Regions from separate parts of the Homo sapiens genome. Here region 2 is linked to region 1. A link is an interaction called in ENCODE POLR2A ChIA-PET data of the cell type or tissue named here. Cell type or tissue: GM12878. All regions are shown on one strand. Each heading gives the region's core, and the rest is flanking DNA. Links, peaks and the distances in the headings are about the cores only. Region 1 overlaps TAOK3 (TAO kinase 3). Region 2 overlaps TAOK3 (TAO kinase 3).

Region 1 (8,859 bases), core at 408-8,407:
TAACTCTTACATCCCTGCTGTGAGCTCCTGTTTTATATAACAGTAACTTCATTGAGTTCCTTTTTTCTTAAAGTTTATTGGCAGTATGTTCTGACACAGCATCCATTGCTATATGACAACTTTTATTCTCTGAAAAGAGTTCTTCACCTGCCATTTCTTTTTCCCATTTCTTAGTTTTGTTTGGTTTTTAAATACTATCTTTACATAGATCTAATGCTGTTTTTAAAAAAAAAAAATTATTCAACTCTAAATGAGACTTATTCTTTGTCTCTTGGGATTCCTATGAGGAAGGGCCAAAGGCCATGTTTCAGGCTAATAAGAGTTTTCCCTATCTCATGGTGAAAATCCTTATAACAAACTTATTTGTGAGCTCTTTCTTTTTTTTCTTTTTTTCTGAGACAGAGTCTCTCTCTGTCACCCAGGCTGGAGTGCAATGGCACAACCTTGGCTTACTGCAACCTCTGCCTCCCAAGTTCAAGCGATTCTCCTGCCTCAGCCTCCCAAGTAGCTGGGATTACAGGTGCCCACTACCACACCCAGCTAATTTTTGTATTTTTAGTAAAGACAGGGTTTCACCATGTTTGTTAGGCTGGTCTCGAACTCCTGACCTCAGGTGATCCACCTGCCTCGGTCTCCCAAGGTGGTGGGATTACAGGCATGAGCCACCATGCCCGGCCCCTATTTGTGAATTCTTTGTGCCTTTATTTTTACTGAGACAACAATGTACAGTTTTATTTCATTAATTTTGAAGGAAAGGCCAGTATAAACCTTTGCTGGACACAGTTCATTAATTGTACTTTAAAAGTGCTACATGAATACCTATGAAACACTGTAGGGTCATAGAATCTGTAGATATCTACACAAACTTTGTAGATATAGCCAGTAACTATTATTTGTGGATATAGATTAAAATAACTATTATTTGTGGGGGAATAATGTAGTTGCAAAATGTCTTATGAATGTGATTAGTTTTCCCACTGCCCTAAAACTCTAAGTCCAGAATATATTAAGGCTATCTACACTACACGGTTTACACATTCTTGACTCCATTTGACCTCCTGTACTTTAAATCCTTCCTCCATATTCTCCCTTATAACAGAAGAAAAAAGCTACCAACATCACCAAGCAGATGTGGTAAACCTATTTATATAATAGAAGGATGATTATAAACATTTAATAAATTATATCAAATAGATATTATATATTAAATGGGCAGATAATAGAAATCTGTCCAAGCAAAACTCTGGATAATTTTTATGTTGCCTTATTTTTTGTTTTCTGTGAACTCCAAGAAAAATGAGATACCAGTTTGGAACAGATGTAATATTGCTGATTTAACAGTTTAGGGATACTCCCCAAGTTCAATAATTTTGCCAAGATACAAATTTAAATGGAACCTTTTATGAAGCTTCATAGTGTGTGAAGAACTTACCTTGTTTATATGTTTGAAGACATACATATTTCACATTTCAGAAGAGTCTATACATAGCTCACCAAATATCAAAACCACCTTGTTAGAAAACATTAAGGTCTGTCTTATTTATTTGTTCATTTATTTATGAGACACAGTCTCACTCTGTAATCTCACTCTGTTGTAGAGGTTGAGTGCAGTGGCACGATCACGGCTCACTGCAACCTCCATCTCCCTGACTCAAGGAATCCTCCCACCTCAGCCTTCCAAGTAGCAGGGACCACAGGTGCACGCCACTATGCCCAGCTAATTTTTATATTTTATTGTAGAAATTGGGTTTTGCCATGTTATTCAGGCTGATCTTGTGGCCTCAAACTCCTGGGCTCAAGCGATCTGCCTGCCTCAGCCTCCCAAAATGCTGTGATTACAGGTGTGAGCCACCACACCCAGCCAACATTAAGGTCTTAAGCTAATTATGAGAAGGGAGGGAGTTGCCTATGGGGGGAAAGAATAAGAAAATGGTAAAAGAAGAGAAACAGGAAAACTCAGGTTTTTGAGCTACAATAATAATTGTGGATAATCTGCTACCCAGCACATAGCCAGGAGGAAGATAAAGAAAACCACCATGTGGCGGGGCCTGATGACTCAGGCCTGTAATCTCAGCACTTTGGGAGGCTGAGGCGGGCAGATCACCTGAGGTCAGGAGTTTGAGACCAGCCTGGCCAACATGGTGAAACCCCATCTCTACTAAAAATACAAAAATTAGCCAGGCGTGGTGGCAGGCGCCTGTAATCCCAGCTACTCGGGAGGGTGAGGCAGGAGAATCTCTTGAACCCGGAAGGCGGAGGTTGCAGTGAGCCAAGATCGTGCCATTGCACTCCAGCCTGGGGGATAAGAGCAAGACTTCATCTCAAAAAAAAAAAGGAAAGAAAACCACCATTTGAGCCAAGAAGGGAGGGTAGATTTGCAGGGAGGAGGGCAGTTGTTTCAAGAAATAAAATTGAAGAGATGCAACTTAGAGCTGTAACTCATTTGTACATCTGAGAACTTAGGATGTCCATAATTTGGTTTTTACAAAATCTACCCTAGAAGGTTGGCTTTTTTTTTTTTTTTTTTTGGAGACAGTCTCACTCTGTTGCCCAGGCTGCAATGCAGTGGCCCGAGCTCGGCTCATTGCAACCTCTACCTCTGGGTTCAAGCAATTCTTCCTGCCTCAGCCTCCCAAGTAGCTGGGATTACAGACATGCAGCACCACGCCCAGCTTATTTTTGTATTTGTAGTAGAGATGGGGTTTCGCCACGTTGGCCAGGCTGGTCTCGAACTCCTGACCTCAGGTGACCCGCCCTCCTTGGCCTCCCAAAGTGCTGGGATTACAGGCGTGAGCCACCGTGCCCAGTGACATTTAAAATAATATAATTCAAAGAGGGGAAAGAAAATGTTTTAAGAACTAAATTTGAGTGCTCAATTAATTACAACCATACAGGCTTTTTTTTTTTTTTTTTTTTTTTTTTTTGGAGACAGAGTTTCGCTGCTGTTCCCCAGGCTGGAGTGCAGTGGTGCGATCTCAGGTCACTGCAACCTCCGCCTCCTGGGTTCAAACGAGTCTCCTGCCTCAGCCTCCCAAGTAGCTGGGATTACAGGCATGTGCCACCACGCCTGGCTAATTTTTGTATTTTTAGTAGAGACAGGGTTTTACCATGTTAGTCAGGCTGGTCTCAAACTCCTGACCTCAGGTAATCCACCTGCCTCGGCCTCCCAAAATGCTGCCATTACAGGTGTGAGCCACCGCGCCCGGCCAAATTACAGACTTTTCTACACCGTCTACATTCTCCCAAGACCATTTTTGGGCAGCACCCTTGCCAGGTAGAAGTACTGGTATACTGGGAAACATGCTGCTATCCTAGGAGTCAGATGACACTCATAAAAATCAGAATAATAATAACTGATTTTCCTGCCTTACTGGGTTGTTAAAATAATTGAATTTGGTTAGGTATGTGAAAGTACTTTATACAAATGTAAATGTTTAATTTTTTTTTTAAGTGAAAGCAAGTTTATTAAGAAAGTAAAGGCATAAAAGAATGGCTACTCCACAGACAGAGCAGCCCCGGGGGGTTGCTGGTTGCCCAGTTTTATGGTTATTTCTTGATGATATGCTAAACAAAGGGTCTATTATTCATGCTTCCCCTTTTTAGACCATATAGGGTAACTTCCTGATGTTGCCGTGGCATCTGTAAACTGTCATGGCATTGGTGGGAGTATAGCAGTGAGGACGACCAGAGGTCATTCTCATTGCCATCTTGGTTTTGGTGGGTTTTGGCCGGCTTCTTTACTGCAACCTGTTTTATCAGCAAGGTCTTTATGACCTGTATCTTGTGCCTACCTCCTATCCCATCCTGTGACTTAGAATGCCTTAACCTTCTTACATTTACAGATATAACTGTTTAATGTTGTTATTTTTTAAATGTAAAAAAAAAAAAAAAGTAGTCAAACTTGCCAACAGCTTATTTTAAGCAGCTATTGGGAACAAGTACCAGTAACTATCATGTAGTGTCAAACCCTTTTTCGCTATGGCCAGTACAGATGGTAACAAGTCTACAGACTACTCATTGGAGCAGTATGCAGCTTAACATTTTTAGTGTTTTAGTAATAAGATACCATTTCCGTGGTTAGAGAGTCAGCATTCAGAACTTTTGTTTTTTAAGGAAAGAACTTCCGGAACTTCATTAACAGTTCATAGAGGATACCGAGACCTCTAGCTGGCTAGCTAGTGGTAGAACTCTAGTATCAAGTGCTTGGAAATTTGTCTAGCAGTGGAAGGAAAGAAGGGGTAGCTGCAGCTGCTATCCTAAACCCTGCAAAAACACTTATACATACACAGCCTCATTTTTCCCATTGCGACCTAATAACTGAATGCAACAGTTTCTGTTTCCAGTTATGGTTCTCTTTCATTCCTGTTTAAAACAAAGGCAGCAGGTCAAGAAACTAACTAAATGTGACTAGTTAGAGGAGAAGATGTGAGGGTGGGAGGGGGAGTCAGGGAAGAAGGAGGACACAGAGATAGCAAATCCATCATCCCTTAGAGGTTAGGCCAACAAAAATAATTGAATTCCCGTGGGAGCCTAAGGTCAGAGTTAGACTACTGGTTAGATCTGAGAGCTTTGCTTTCTGTTTTACAAATGATTTTAAAGAGAAAACTATGAGGACTCCAGAGATGGGGGGGGGAAGAGGAGGCGGGAAGGTTGATTCATAAAGTGGTAAAAAACCGTGCTCAAAACCTCATTGCTTCTTGCACAATTGGTCAAGAGATGTGTCAGCAATTCCTGAGGCAATGATATAACCTGTATAGTTTAGTAATGAGAATCATTATTATTCTATTTCCACATAATTACTGATGTTTTTTGAACTATCTAGAACTGTGTTGTCCAACATTGTAGTTTCTAGCCAAAGAGCTATTTAAATGAAAATTAATTAAAATTAAACACTTAAAAATTCCGTTCTTCTGTTGCACTAGCCACATTTCAAGTGCTTACTAGCCACATGTTGTTAATGGCTACCATTATTGGATAGTGCAAATGAAGTGATAGACTATTTTCTTCATTATGGAGCATTCTATTTGAATGTACTGATGAAGCAGAACAAACTCTGAGAGCAAAAGTTTGATGTTACTACTTTACAATTGAATGATTAGTTTAAGTCCAAAGTACAATATATAAAATTATCTTTTAACTATGGAACCTACCATTGTGGCTTAGTTACTCTAAGTATCAATAATATTTCTTCAGTGAACATTAAGGTCCACTAAATAAAAGTAAGGACAGATCTATGTTAATTTTAGACTCAAGAACTTGAGGGAAACATGTATGGATTTTTATAAAAATTATGAAACGTTTCACATCCATTTACAATCATGAAGAATATAAGTCAAAAAGAAAAATTTAAACCAAGTGTTGAAATAATTAAAATTATAAGCTGGGTGAGGAGGCTCACCCCTGTAATCCCAGTATTTTGGGAGGCCAAGACAGGAGGATCACTTGAGCCCAGGAGTTCGACACTAGCCTGGGCAACATAGTGAGACCCTATCTAAATTCTAAAAAAATTAAATAAAAACATAAAAAATAAAGTTAGCAGTAAATAGGAATAGAATAAGAAAACTCCAAATGGAGGGAGAGGATCAGAAAAAACAACTATCAGGTACTATACTTAGTTCCTGGGTGACAAAATAATCTATACACCAAAACCCCATGACACCAGTTAACCTATATAATAAACTTGTATGTGTGCCCCAAACCTAAAATAAAAGTTAAAAAACAAAAACCAGCAGTGGTCGAGCTTTAAGAGAAAATAAATTACTCTGAGTATCCAGAAAAAATGACACAGAATCCTTTCTACATTCTTTATTATTTTATGAAACATGGTGTCCTCTTGTAAATATCTGAAAAGTGATTTCTATCCTATGACAGAAGAAGACTAACCTCTCCAAAGCAGCAGAGGAGAAAATCGAATGGCAATTGAGCCAACTTTTTTTTTTTTTTTTTTTTTTGAGACGGAGTCTCGTTTGCTGTTGCCCAGGCTGGAGTGCAGTGGCGTGATCTCAGCTCATGCAAACTCTGCCTCCCAGGTTCAAGCAATGCTCCTTCCTCAGCCTCCCAAATAGCTGGGATTACAGGCACCCGCCACCACACCCTGCTAATTTTTGTATTTTTAGTAGAGATGGGGTTTCACCATGATGGTCAGGCTAGTCTGAATTCCTGACCTCAAGTGATCTGCCCACCTCTGCCTCCTAAAGTGCTGAGATTACAGGCGTGAGCCACCACGCCCAGCCGCCAACTTTTTGACATGCATAAAATAGTAAAAAATTAACAGTTAAATACTTAACAGTTGATATATATGTTCTCTATAGAATATCACATTTAATTATGTCATTTGTTAGTAGTAGTGGATTAAGTTTATTTTTATTATTTTTTTGTTTTTTGAGACAGAGTCTTGCTTTGTCACCCAGGCTGGAGTGCAGTGGCACAGTCTCAGCTCACTGCAACCTCCGCCTCCCAGGTTAAAGGGATTCTCCTGCTTCAGCCTCCCTAGTAGCTAGAATTACAGATGCATGCCCGGCTAATTTTTGTATTTTTAGTAGAGACAGGGTTTCACCACGTTGATCAGGCTGGTCTTGAACTCCTGACCTCAAACAATCCTCCCGCCTCAGCCTCCGAAAGTGTTGGGATTACAGGCATAAACCACCAAACCCGGCGGGTTAAGTTTATTGAATGCTTATTCTATGCATGCCACCTTGTTTAACACATTACATACACTATCTTATTAAATCCTGACAATAAACAATCCTGTGCTCGATATATTTATTATATTATGTCCTTTGTACAGATGAGGAAACTGAACCTTAGATTTGAAACCTGCCATATGGTTAGTTAGGATTAGATCTGGGATTTGAACTCAGTTCTACTTTAATCATAACCCGTGTTCTTAACCATGGTTGCTTTTCCAGATAGCAGGCTGAAGACTACACTCTTAAGCAGAGGATTTAAACATAAATCTTTTTCACTCCAGGTGTCGTGTTGTTTCTCTTTGCCATTTGCCTTTCATAGCAACGGAAAATGAGGGAATAACTGTAATTTTATAATATCTAATGAAATTATTGGCATCCCTATAAGCACAATCAATTTTCATAAGTTTAGTTCATATCAAGATTTAGGAACATTATCTGAACAAATTGCTAAAAACATCACAAATTAGGACAAACTGAAATACAAGTTGTACACATATAACATTCAAAAAGCAAAAGCCTTAAAGCAGTGTAGATAATATGTATCAGTGGCTTCTTATTTCAGATTACATTTTTTTTAAGAGAACATTGTAACCATGCAAAGTTGTTGAAGAATATTTAGGGATTTCCTTAGTGTAAGCATAAATTATGGTAATTTTTCTAAACTGGGGTATGAAGAAATAATCAAGTTATCATACGAAGAAGTCTAGGAAGAGGTAATTAATAATTCAGCACCAATTGGTGAAGGCTTCTTTTTGGTTAATATTATATATTTTGTAGTCGGCCTAGTTCAAACAGCCTGTGTCTCTTCCCTGAGACCTTTGAGGGTTCTAGTTCTTGGTATGAGAAATATCACTAAATGAGAAATTTCTAGAGAGCCAAAATTAAAGGGGGAAGTATGTGCTCTTTAGTTTTCTTCAGTGGAATTTACCTCTAAGTGAATGAAATGTAATTCAGCCCGTTGAATCACTGAGCTATTTTATTGCATTGGAACTCATAAAAGAATTTCTTCTGAAAAACGTGCTTGCCTTTTCAACAACTTAAAACCATAGTCTATTCATTCACCTCATAACCAAGTAGTATAGATAATGACTTCACTGAAACAGTGCCAGACTCTCTTCAGCAAAGTGTTGTTGGCATGAGGGAGGCAAAAGGAAGGGCAAGACCAGGAGTGTAAAGAGAGAAGTTACCTGAACTTTATTTATTAGTATTTAAAATATGGGACCAGGCATGGTGGCTCACGCCTGTAATCCCAACACTTTGGGAGGCCAAGGCAGGTGGATCACCTGAGGTCAGGAGTTAAAGACCAGCCTGGCCAACATGGCGAAACCCCATCTCTACTGAAAATACAAAAATTAGCTGGGTATGCTGGCAGGTGCCTGTAATCCCAGCTACTCAGGAAGCTGAGGCAGGAGAATTGCTTAAACCCGGGAGGTGGAGGTTGCAGTGAGCCGAGATCATGCCATTGCACTCCAGCCTGGGTGACAAGAGCAAAACTCCATCTCTAAAAAATAAAATATGAGAGCAGTAAGGGAAAAATTAAAAAGTAATATGCAGTGCTCCCCTTCAAGAAAGTTATGGCCTAGAGAGAAACCAATTCTTAGAACATAATATGAAGTTTGTAAATGGACGTTAACATGGCGAAAACAGTGCACAGATAAAAGTCAATGCAAAAGAAATGTCTCATAGCATTGTTCTATTGTAATGGAGTTGATTAATTTATTCAGACTTTTGGCAAGTGTTCTTTGCACACGTACATTCTGCCAAACATTGTTTCAGGCATTGAAGATGCAACAGTGAACAAAACAGATTGAAAATCCTGTCCTCATAGAGTTTACATGCTAGAAAGGAGAGAGAGAAAATATGCAAATTAAGTGAAATACCTATTTTATTAAAAGGTGGCAAATGCTGTGAAGCAAAAAAACAGAGGAGGAGGATAAGGAATGGGGGCTGATTTCAATTTTAAGAAGAGTAAATAGGGCTTATAATACATCTTTTATTAAAATCATATTAATCTATGGAAGCTGAAGTTGAAATAGGGCCAAGCTGAAATAGGGCCACTTCTCTAGTGACAGAATAAGTGAAAGGAATTCAGTAAAGGAATGAGAGTGGTGTCAGGTACTTTGTTTATCCACTTTCTGGTCTTGATATTTTGATTGTTTGGGTGGGTGTT
Region 2 (8,859 bases), core at 293-8,292, 57 kb after region 1:
ATTAGCCAGGCGTGGTGGCAGGCACCTGTAGTCCCAGCTGCTCGGGAGGCTGAGGCAGGAGAATGGCATGAACCAGGGAGGTGGAGCTTGCAGTGAGCCAAGATTGTGCCACTGCACTCTGGCCTGGGCAACAGAGTGAGACTCCGTCTCAAAAAATAAAAAAAAAAAGTTAAGAGCTTGAAGTTGAGCTTTGTGCATTTCCACTGTATGCTAAGCTCTTTCCTGCCTCAGAGCCTTATATGTGCTATTACCCCACCTAGAAAACTCTGCACATTACATCCCCATGCCTGTCCGTTCATCCTACAAGTTTTACCTTAAGTATTACTTTTGCAAGATACCCTTTACTGTTCAAGACTCCACCCCTAAATCAATACTTTATGATTTCATAACATCTTGTTCTTATATTTTGTTGCATTTATCACAGTTGTAATAAAACAATTACGTATACGATTTTTTGCTTTATATATGTCTTTTTCCCTAAATAACAAGTGTCATGAGGACAGGGTTTATGTCTATCTTGTTCATCGTTACAGACTCAAGAACTAGTATATGCCTGACAGTAGTAGGAATTTGATAAATAATGGATGGGTGGATGGATGGATGGATGGATGGATGGATGGTGGATAGACAGATAAACAGATGAACAGACAACTATTCAGAGAAAGGGACTGACAGTGATTTTTAGTGGCAATCATGTCAAGTCAGTATTTTCGTTTAAGGGGTACAAGGCTGTACCCCTAGAATCAGTTTTAGTTCCAAGAATGTGACTATCTCCTGATGAGAAAAACAAATAGCCAAAATTTTAACACAGCTTATTCACCTGAAATTCATTACATAAAATACAGTTTGTTTGTTCTTTTGTTTGTTTTTTGAGACAGAGCCTCGCTCTGTAGCCCAGGCTGGAGTACAGTGGCACGATCTTGGCTCACTGCAACCTCCGCCTCCTGGATCCCAGTTCAAGCAATTCTCCTGCGTCAGCCTTCCACATAGCTGGGATTACAGGCATGTGCCACCACGCTCAGCTAATTTTTGTATTTTTAGTAGAGACCGGGTTTCACCATGTTGGCCAGGCTGGTCTTGAACTGACCTCGTGATCTGACCACCTCGGCCTCCCAAAGTGGTGGGATTACAGGCGTGAGCCACTGCACCGGGCCCTGTTTTTTTTTTTTTGTTTGTTTGTTTGTTTGTTTTAAGACAGTCTTGCTCTGTCGCCCAGGCTGGAGTGCAGTGGCACAATCTCGGCTCACTACAACCTCCACCTCCCGGGTTCAAGCAATTCTCCCGCCTCAGCCTCCTGAGTAGCTGGGATTACAGACACCTGCCATCATGCCAGGCTAATTTTTGTATTTTTGTAGAGATGGGGTTTTACTGTGTTGGCCAGGCTGGTCTTAAACTCCTGACTTCAGGTGATCTACCCGTCTCGGCCTCCCCAAAGTGCTGGGATTACAGGCGTGAGCCACCGTGCCAGGCCAAAATATAGTTATTTAATTTAACAAATACTTCCTTAAGCATAATAGTCCATTAAAGCAAATAATAAATTAAGTACTAATTATTACCTACTTCTCCAAACTTGTAATCAAATAATTTCTTTGTAATCAAACATTACTGACTCTTCCATTTTAAGTGGTCCTTTATGTTCTGCCATCTGGATAGGGCTTATCTTTAGTTGTCCTTCCAAATGAGATTATTTTATGAATTGCATCTTTACTTTGTCCTTTTGCTTCTAGCCAAATCTTCAGCCTGGATTTTCTCTAAACTGTTTCTCAACCACTGCGTCTATGCTCAGCCCTACCATTACTTCTGCTTCCCTCACTACCATCAATAACTTGGCTCCCACTGAAGTATATTTTGTCATTAAATACAATAAAAGATTTTTCTGGCTGAAAAGGGTGCTAATTTCGGCTGGGCGCAGTGGCTCACGCCTGTAATCCCAGCACTTTAGGAGGCTGAGGCAGGCGGATCACGAGGTCAAGAGTTCGAGACTATCCTGGCTAACACGGAGAAACCCCGTCTCTACTGAAAAATAGAAAAACTTAGCCGGACATGGTGGTGGACGCCTGTACTTAGCTACTTAGCTACTCGGGAGGCTGAGGCAGGAGAATGGCGTGAACTCGGGAGGCAGAGCTTGCAGTGAGCCAAGATTGTGCCACTGCACTCCAGCCTGGGGGACAGAGTGAGACTCTGTCTCAAAAAAAAAAAAAAGAAAAGAAAAAAGGGTGCTAATTTCTTAGTTAACACTCCCTTGTTAGTGTGTAGTCAGAATATCATTTAAGGCCCAAAGTTCTGTCTTCTTTAGTCTCAGGTCCTCTTGTTAACAAAGCGTTTTTATTATAAGTATACATAAAGAAGTATATACAATATACATATCTATTTTAATATAGAACTTCAGAAAGAATTAAAAGGTAAATCTCTGTGTAAAAACACCACCCAGATCAAGAAATACAATACTGCCAGCATCCCAAAAGCCCCTCTTTATGTCTCCCTCAGTCAGAACCCTCTCCGTCCCCTTAAGAGTATCCACCATTCTGATTTTTATGGTGATTATTTTCTTACTTTTCTTTATAGTTATAACCCACTTAATCTGTACTCCTAAAAATGTAAATTGGTTTTGCTTAGTTTTGAACTTTTTAAAAATGGAAACATCTGTATATATTCATTTGTGACCTGTTTGTTTTGCTTACAGATGTATTCTTCTGTCATCTTTGCTTTCTTTTCTTCTATTATTTTAAATCTAATTCATCTTCTCAGAATCTCTCCTGGCAAGAGTCAGTCTCTATTTGACTCTTCTCATTTAAAAAGCAGCCAAGGCCGGGTGCAGTGGCTCATGCCTGTAGTCCCAGCACTTGGGAGGCCGAGGCGGGTGGATCACGAGGTCAGGAGATCGAGACCATCCTGGCTAACATGGTGAAACCCCATCTCTACTAAAAATACAAAAAATTAGCCAGGCATGGTGGCGGGCGCCTGTAGTCCCAGCTACTGGGGAGGCTGAGGCAGGAGAATGGCATGAACCCGGGAGGTGGAGCTTGCAGTGAGCTGAGATTGTGCCACTGCACTCCAGCCTGGGGGACAGAGTGAGACTCTGTCTCAAAAAAAAAAAAAAGCAGCCAAACCCTTCTTAAAGTGCTAATGTTTCAGAATGACTACAATAAACCAAGCATGCTTTGAAACTTACTAAAAGCCATTTATAATAGTGGCAAAATGAGACCTACGTTGTACTAGGCTGCAGAAGACCTAGTGGTTTATTTGCTTTTTGGGCTAAGCCCTGTCTATTTAGCTAGAGTGTGTGCGTTTTTGAAGGTGAGGACTATTTCTAATATTTGTTTACAACTCTAAAGGCTGGCACGATCTCATTTACAGTAGGCACTAAATATATATTATTTGTTGCTGATGATAGACTAGAGAAATGATACAGGTAGCAGAGTGGCATTGATAAACGTAATCATTAACTCTATAGGGCCTGTATATAAATGTGAAAAGTACAGGCCTATGTACACCCATAAAGCACTAAAAAACAGATTAAAAGGGAATTAACTGACACTGTACTATAGAACTTACGAAAAGCTTTAACCTTTTATCTGTAGTGGTCACATGGGCAGTACCTTAAAAATGGATTTTCCTGTTGGCCAAAGTAGTATTTATATAAGTTGCTTCTTACTCCGTGCTAATAGATTTTTCCTTTTGTTACTTGTACCATTATTACCAGGAAGACTCTGCTATCTCTTATTTGGACAACTATGATTGCCTGCTTTGGTCTCTTCAGTCTGTTGTGCATACCTCGATGAGCTTGAAAAAAGAAATGTAAATCTCATCCCATCCCCTTTCCCTATAAAGCCTTTAGGGGCTCTCCCTCGTTCTTAGGCCAAGATCAAAATCCCTACTATAGCCAGCCCACAAGGTCCTTCATGGTCCCTATCTCTACTTGAGCTATCTTCTCTCTCATTCTCATTGCTGTAGCTCTGATTCCTTTCTTCTGATCATCCTTCCTGGAATCTTGCGTAAACTGTTCTCTCTCGAATATTTCTCCCTTCTATTTTCACCTTCTTAACTCCTGTTCATCATTTAGCTCTCAGCCTAAACCTCATTTCTTCAGGGAAGGCTTTCCTGACCTCCCTAAGTCACATCCACCGTTGTTGGTTCTCAAAGTAACAAATACCCTTCTTTGTGGCACATATCAGAATTGCAGTTTTACATTTTGTCTTTTATTGTTTTATTTTTGTTATTGTCTATCCTCCTAGAGGAGAGATAGGTACTGGGCATATTAACTCACTATCTTATCCCTAGCACTTAGCCCAATTCCTGATAAATTGTGGGCAGCTAATAAGTATTTGTTGAATGAATGAATGATGAAGAACTCTGAGAACTTGGTACTGCTAATTAGTACTTTTCATAAGTCATAGTCATGCTGGCAAGCCATAAAGACCAGAGTCTGGCAGCTAGTATTTTTATACCTAAACACTATAATTCTGTTAGCCTCTGTAGGTCACAGCTTTTTACACTGAATGCTGCCAGGGAATAAACTTAGTGTGAATTGTAAGCTGGAACAGCTCTTGTAAAATCAATCAGCTGAGAGTATATGTTATGTTCAGAGAAAACAGAAATTATTAACTTGATGAAGTATTTCTGTGTGTTTGGATTTACGTAAGTAATTTTGAAATTTGCATCATTGGTTGGGCGTGGTGGCTCACACATGTAATCCCAGCACTTTGGGAGGCCGAGGTGGGAGAATCACTTTAGCCCAGGAGTTCGAGACCAGCCTGGGCAACATAGTGGGAACCCATCTCTAAAAAAAAAATTAAAAAAATAAAGAATAAATTAGCAGCATTAACAAATGAGGTAGTAAGAAACTGTACTAAAGGAAAACAAACAAAAAAAGGACTGCGCATGTTCATTTTTGTATTCACCTAAACACAACTCTAAAGTTTGTAGGTTTCTAGATCACCTTTGTTGAACTCAGTATATTATCCATAACCCACCTAAAGCAAATAGTTTAATTCTATCTTTCTGGATATAATTACCTTTTAGTTGGGGTTCAAAAAATAGGGCAAAAAGAAAGCTTTTTCACTTTTAAAATTTTTATTTATTCATTTATTTAGAGACAGGGTCTCTCACTCTGTCACCCAAGCTGGAGTACAGTGGTGTGATCATAGCTCACTGTAACCTTGAACCCTTGGACTCAAGCAATCCTACTGCCTCTGCCTCCTGAGTAGGTAGCTACGACTACAAGCATGTGCCACCACACCCAGCTAATTTTGGTTTTAATTTTTTTGTAGATACAGGGTTTTGCTATGTTGCCCAGGCTGGTTCCAAACTCCTGGGCTCAAGTGATCCTCCTGCCTCAGCCTCCTATTTTTTTTTTTTTTTTTTTAGACAAAATCTCACTCTGTCACCTAGGCTGTAGTGCAGTGGTGCAATCTTGGCTGACTGCAACCTCCGCCTCCTGGGTACAAGCAGTTCTTCTGCCTCAGCCTCCCAAGTAGCTGGGATTACAGACGTGTGCCACCACGCCCTGCTAATTTTCATATTTTTAGTAGAGACAGGCTTTCACCATGTTGGCCAGACTGGTCTCAAACTCCTGACCTCAGGTGATCCACCCACGTTGGCCTCCCAAAGTGCTGGGATTACAGGAGTGAGCCACCATGCCTGGCCTGCCTCCTAAATTAACATAATTTTTTATATTTGTCTATAAAATAGCAAAAGGTATAGCTGTAAAATGTTTAAAAATATAAACACATAATAGTAAGTTCTTAATAAGTATTTCTTGAATCAATGATCTTGGTAATAGTTACTGAGACCATTGAGACTATTGGAAGTATTAAGCATGAATGTAAGTTTCAAGAATAAAACTTGAAATGATAGAGGCTGTAGTCATTCATAGTACTGTATGCACTAGAAAGCTGAGACCCCATTGATACTCTCCTTTTTCTGTACTAAAACATTGATTTTTTTTTAAGTTTCTATCTAGCATGTTTTGACTTTTAGCCAGTATAAAAATTCACATCTATAGCAAAATTAACATTTGCACTAAAAAGTTCACATCTATAGAATAATCAACATGGAAATGTTTTTCAAATTTCAAGTCTCTGCCTATACATTAGGATGTGTAAGTGAGTGGAAGCATTAAGTTCTAATCAGTGATTATCCTATAAATGTAAGAAATATATTTTTATTTTAGGGTGGTTATTTTTCATGTTTTTAGGTCCAAATATAGCATTAATTATAAATAACCTTAATAAGCAATTAAATAATAATACTATCTGATTTTATTTCTGTGGGCTTTTCTATTTTTTAGTAATGGTTAATTATTTTTTAAAACCTCACAAGAAGTTAAAATTTCTCATTGCCTGAATATTTCCTAAATCTTTCTCAGGCTCCTTAAGCTGCACTATATATATTGATGCCTCAAATATCTACTTTTCAGATATAGTCCCTTTAACCTTTATTGTAATACTGAATTTACATCAGCTTTTATTTATGATTGCCATATAAGCACAGTTTAGTGTTAAAGTTTAAAAGCCAGAACAGTGTTAGAGATTTTTGTTTTTAACAAAAGTCATTCTGTACTTTCTAAATCAATAAAATATCTAAAATATGCTTTTGTGGAGTTCTGCAGACTGGAAAATTATGTCTAGTGGATAACTCATTAATATATAATAGGTACTTTTACCTTAATGCTTTTTTAAAAAAAACTCCTGTAGTACGTTATTGTGGGTTTTTTTTTTTTTCATTTTGACATTCCATAAGAATCTGTGGTCAAATTATTTGTACATACTACATTATTGTTTATTGTTTGAATTAACCGTTTTTAAAAATCATAAAGAAACCATTGTATCTGAAGAGGTTCATTTTAAATTAGTTGTATTTAAGAAAATGATTATGAATTTTTCTCTAAAATTGTTAACCTGACTTTATCAGTGAATGAATTCCAATCTTTTACTTCAGAACCACTGCGATAGCTTTATTGGTCCACAATGATAATAATGTGACAGAAGCAAAATAGCTTACTTACATTAGGGGTATGGCACTGATGCAGAGGTAATCTTTTAATGTCTTGTATTTATTTTTATGAAAATTTTAAGAAAACTAATAGTTTTAAATATTTTAAATAAGTTGAGGCTGGGAGCAGTAGCTCACGCCTATAATTCCAGTACTTTGGGAGGCTGATGCGGGCGGATTACTTGAGGCCAGGAGTTCGAGACCAGCCTGGCCAATATGGTGAAACCCTGTCTCTACTACATATATAAAAATTAGCCAGGCGTGGTGGTGGCCGCCTGTAATCCCAGCTACTCAAGAGGCTGTGGTGGGAAGATCACTTGAGCCTGGGAGGCAGAGGTTGCAGTGAGCTGAGATTGTACCACTGCACTCCAGCCTGGATGACAGAGCAAGATCCTGTCTTAAAAAAAGAAAAAAGTATGTACGTATGTATGTGTGTGTGTGTGTATATATATATATGTATATCTTGAGTAAGTTGAGAGGAAAAGACTATTACTTGAATTATTAATGGTTTTCATATGTACTTTCAATGAACTGTTACATTTGGAGTATGGAGAAGACAAGTAGACATAATTATGAGACAAGGCAACCTCTATAGATAAAAAATACACATATATACATACATAAATGTAGGCATGTATATATGTAATACAGTCTTATTATAAAATATAAGTAATCCTGAAAACCAAAGTCCCCCTTAGGATTAATCTTACTTTCTGCTGTACTGTTCAATACAATAGCAAGTAGGCACGTTAACTATTAAAATTTAAAATTTATTTTCTCAGTCACACTAGCCACATTTCACATGTTACTCTTTTGGACAATCTAGAAATAGAACTGTCCCATCATCAAAGAAAGTTCTATCAGATAGCACTGCTCCAGGGATTATCACTGATATATATTCTGGTATAAATTCTTTTATAATTTTTTTTTCACGCTTAATTCACTTTATTTTTCTTGTATAAAAACCCTATGTTGTAGCCACAGCTGGATCCTGAGTCCGCTGCACGGAGACTCTGGTGTGGGTCTTAACGAGGTGGTCAGTGAATTCCTGATAGGGAGACTTGGTAAATACAGTCTCCTTCCAGAGGTCGGGGGTCAGGTAGCTGTAGGTCTTAGAAATGGCATCAAAGGTGGCCTTGGCGAAGTTGCCCAGGGTGGCAGTGCAGCCCCGGGCTGAGGTGTAGCAGTCATCGATACCAGCCATCATGAGCAGCTTCTTAGGCACAGGTGCGGAGACGATGCCAGTGCCCCTGGGTGCAGGGATGAGGCGCACCAGCACAGAGCCGCAGCGGCCTGTCACCTTGCAAGGGACAGTGTGGGGCTTGCCGATCTTGTTCCCCCAGTAGCCTCTGCGCACGGGGACAATGGAGAGCTTGGCCAGGATGATGGCCCCACGGATGGCGGTGGCCACCTCCTTGGAGCACTTAACACCCAGACCGACGTGGCCATTGTAGTCCCCGATAGCAACAAACGCCTTGAACCTGGTGCGCTGGCTGGCACGGGTCTGCTTCTGCACTGGCATAATCTTCAAAACCTCATCCTTGAGAGAGGCCCCCAGGAAGAAATCAATGATCTCTGATTCCTTAATGGGCAGGGAGAAGAGATAGATCTCCTCCAGGGACTTGATCTTCATGTCCTTGACCAAGCGGCCCAACTTGGTGACGGGCATCCACTCCTTATCCTCGGCCTTGCCTCCGCGAGCTCCGCGGCCTCGGCCCCGGCCCCGTCCACGGCCGCGACCCCGGCCCCGGATGCCACTGCCGAAACCTCCGCGGAAGCCACCGCGGTTCCCCATCCCAGGGCCACCAGGGCCTCCGTGCCCCCCCGCTGCACCGGCGTCATCCGCCATTTGTTGTTTTCTCGGAA

Evidence for each region. Peaks named below come from ENCODE experiments on the same cell type or tissue, not always from the same donor. Only the 100,000 strongest peaks of a DNase experiment are listed, where the experiment ranks them.
Region 2: POLR2A ChIA-PET joins it to region 1 with 14 read pairs; 7 of 35 experiments call an interaction of 5 or more read pairs at or near these places.

Annotation. Positions count from the first base shown.
Region 1 is chr12:118,302,997-118,311,855 of GRCh38, reverse strand. All of the region lies in intron 1 of TAOK3 (TAO kinase 3), which reads left to right. Among named protein-coding and RNA genes, the nearest start is that of TAOK3, 65 kb to the left of the region's middle. RefSeq lists an enhancer at 3,558-3,657. In GM12878, for the core only: no CTCF peak of the experiment used is centred there; DNase peaks (open chromatin) are centred at 3,645, 4,029 and 4,615; H3K4me3 peaks cover 1,121 bases; H3K27ac peaks cover 2,660 bases.
Region 2 is chr12:118,246,067-118,254,925 of GRCh38, reverse strand. All of the region lies in intron 3 of TAOK3 (TAO kinase 3), which reads left to right. It also overlaps the pseudogene RPS2P5. Among named protein-coding and RNA genes, the nearest start is that of PEBP1, 110 kb to the right of the region's middle. In GM12878, for the core only: no CTCF peak of the experiment used is centred there; no DNase peak of the experiment used is centred there.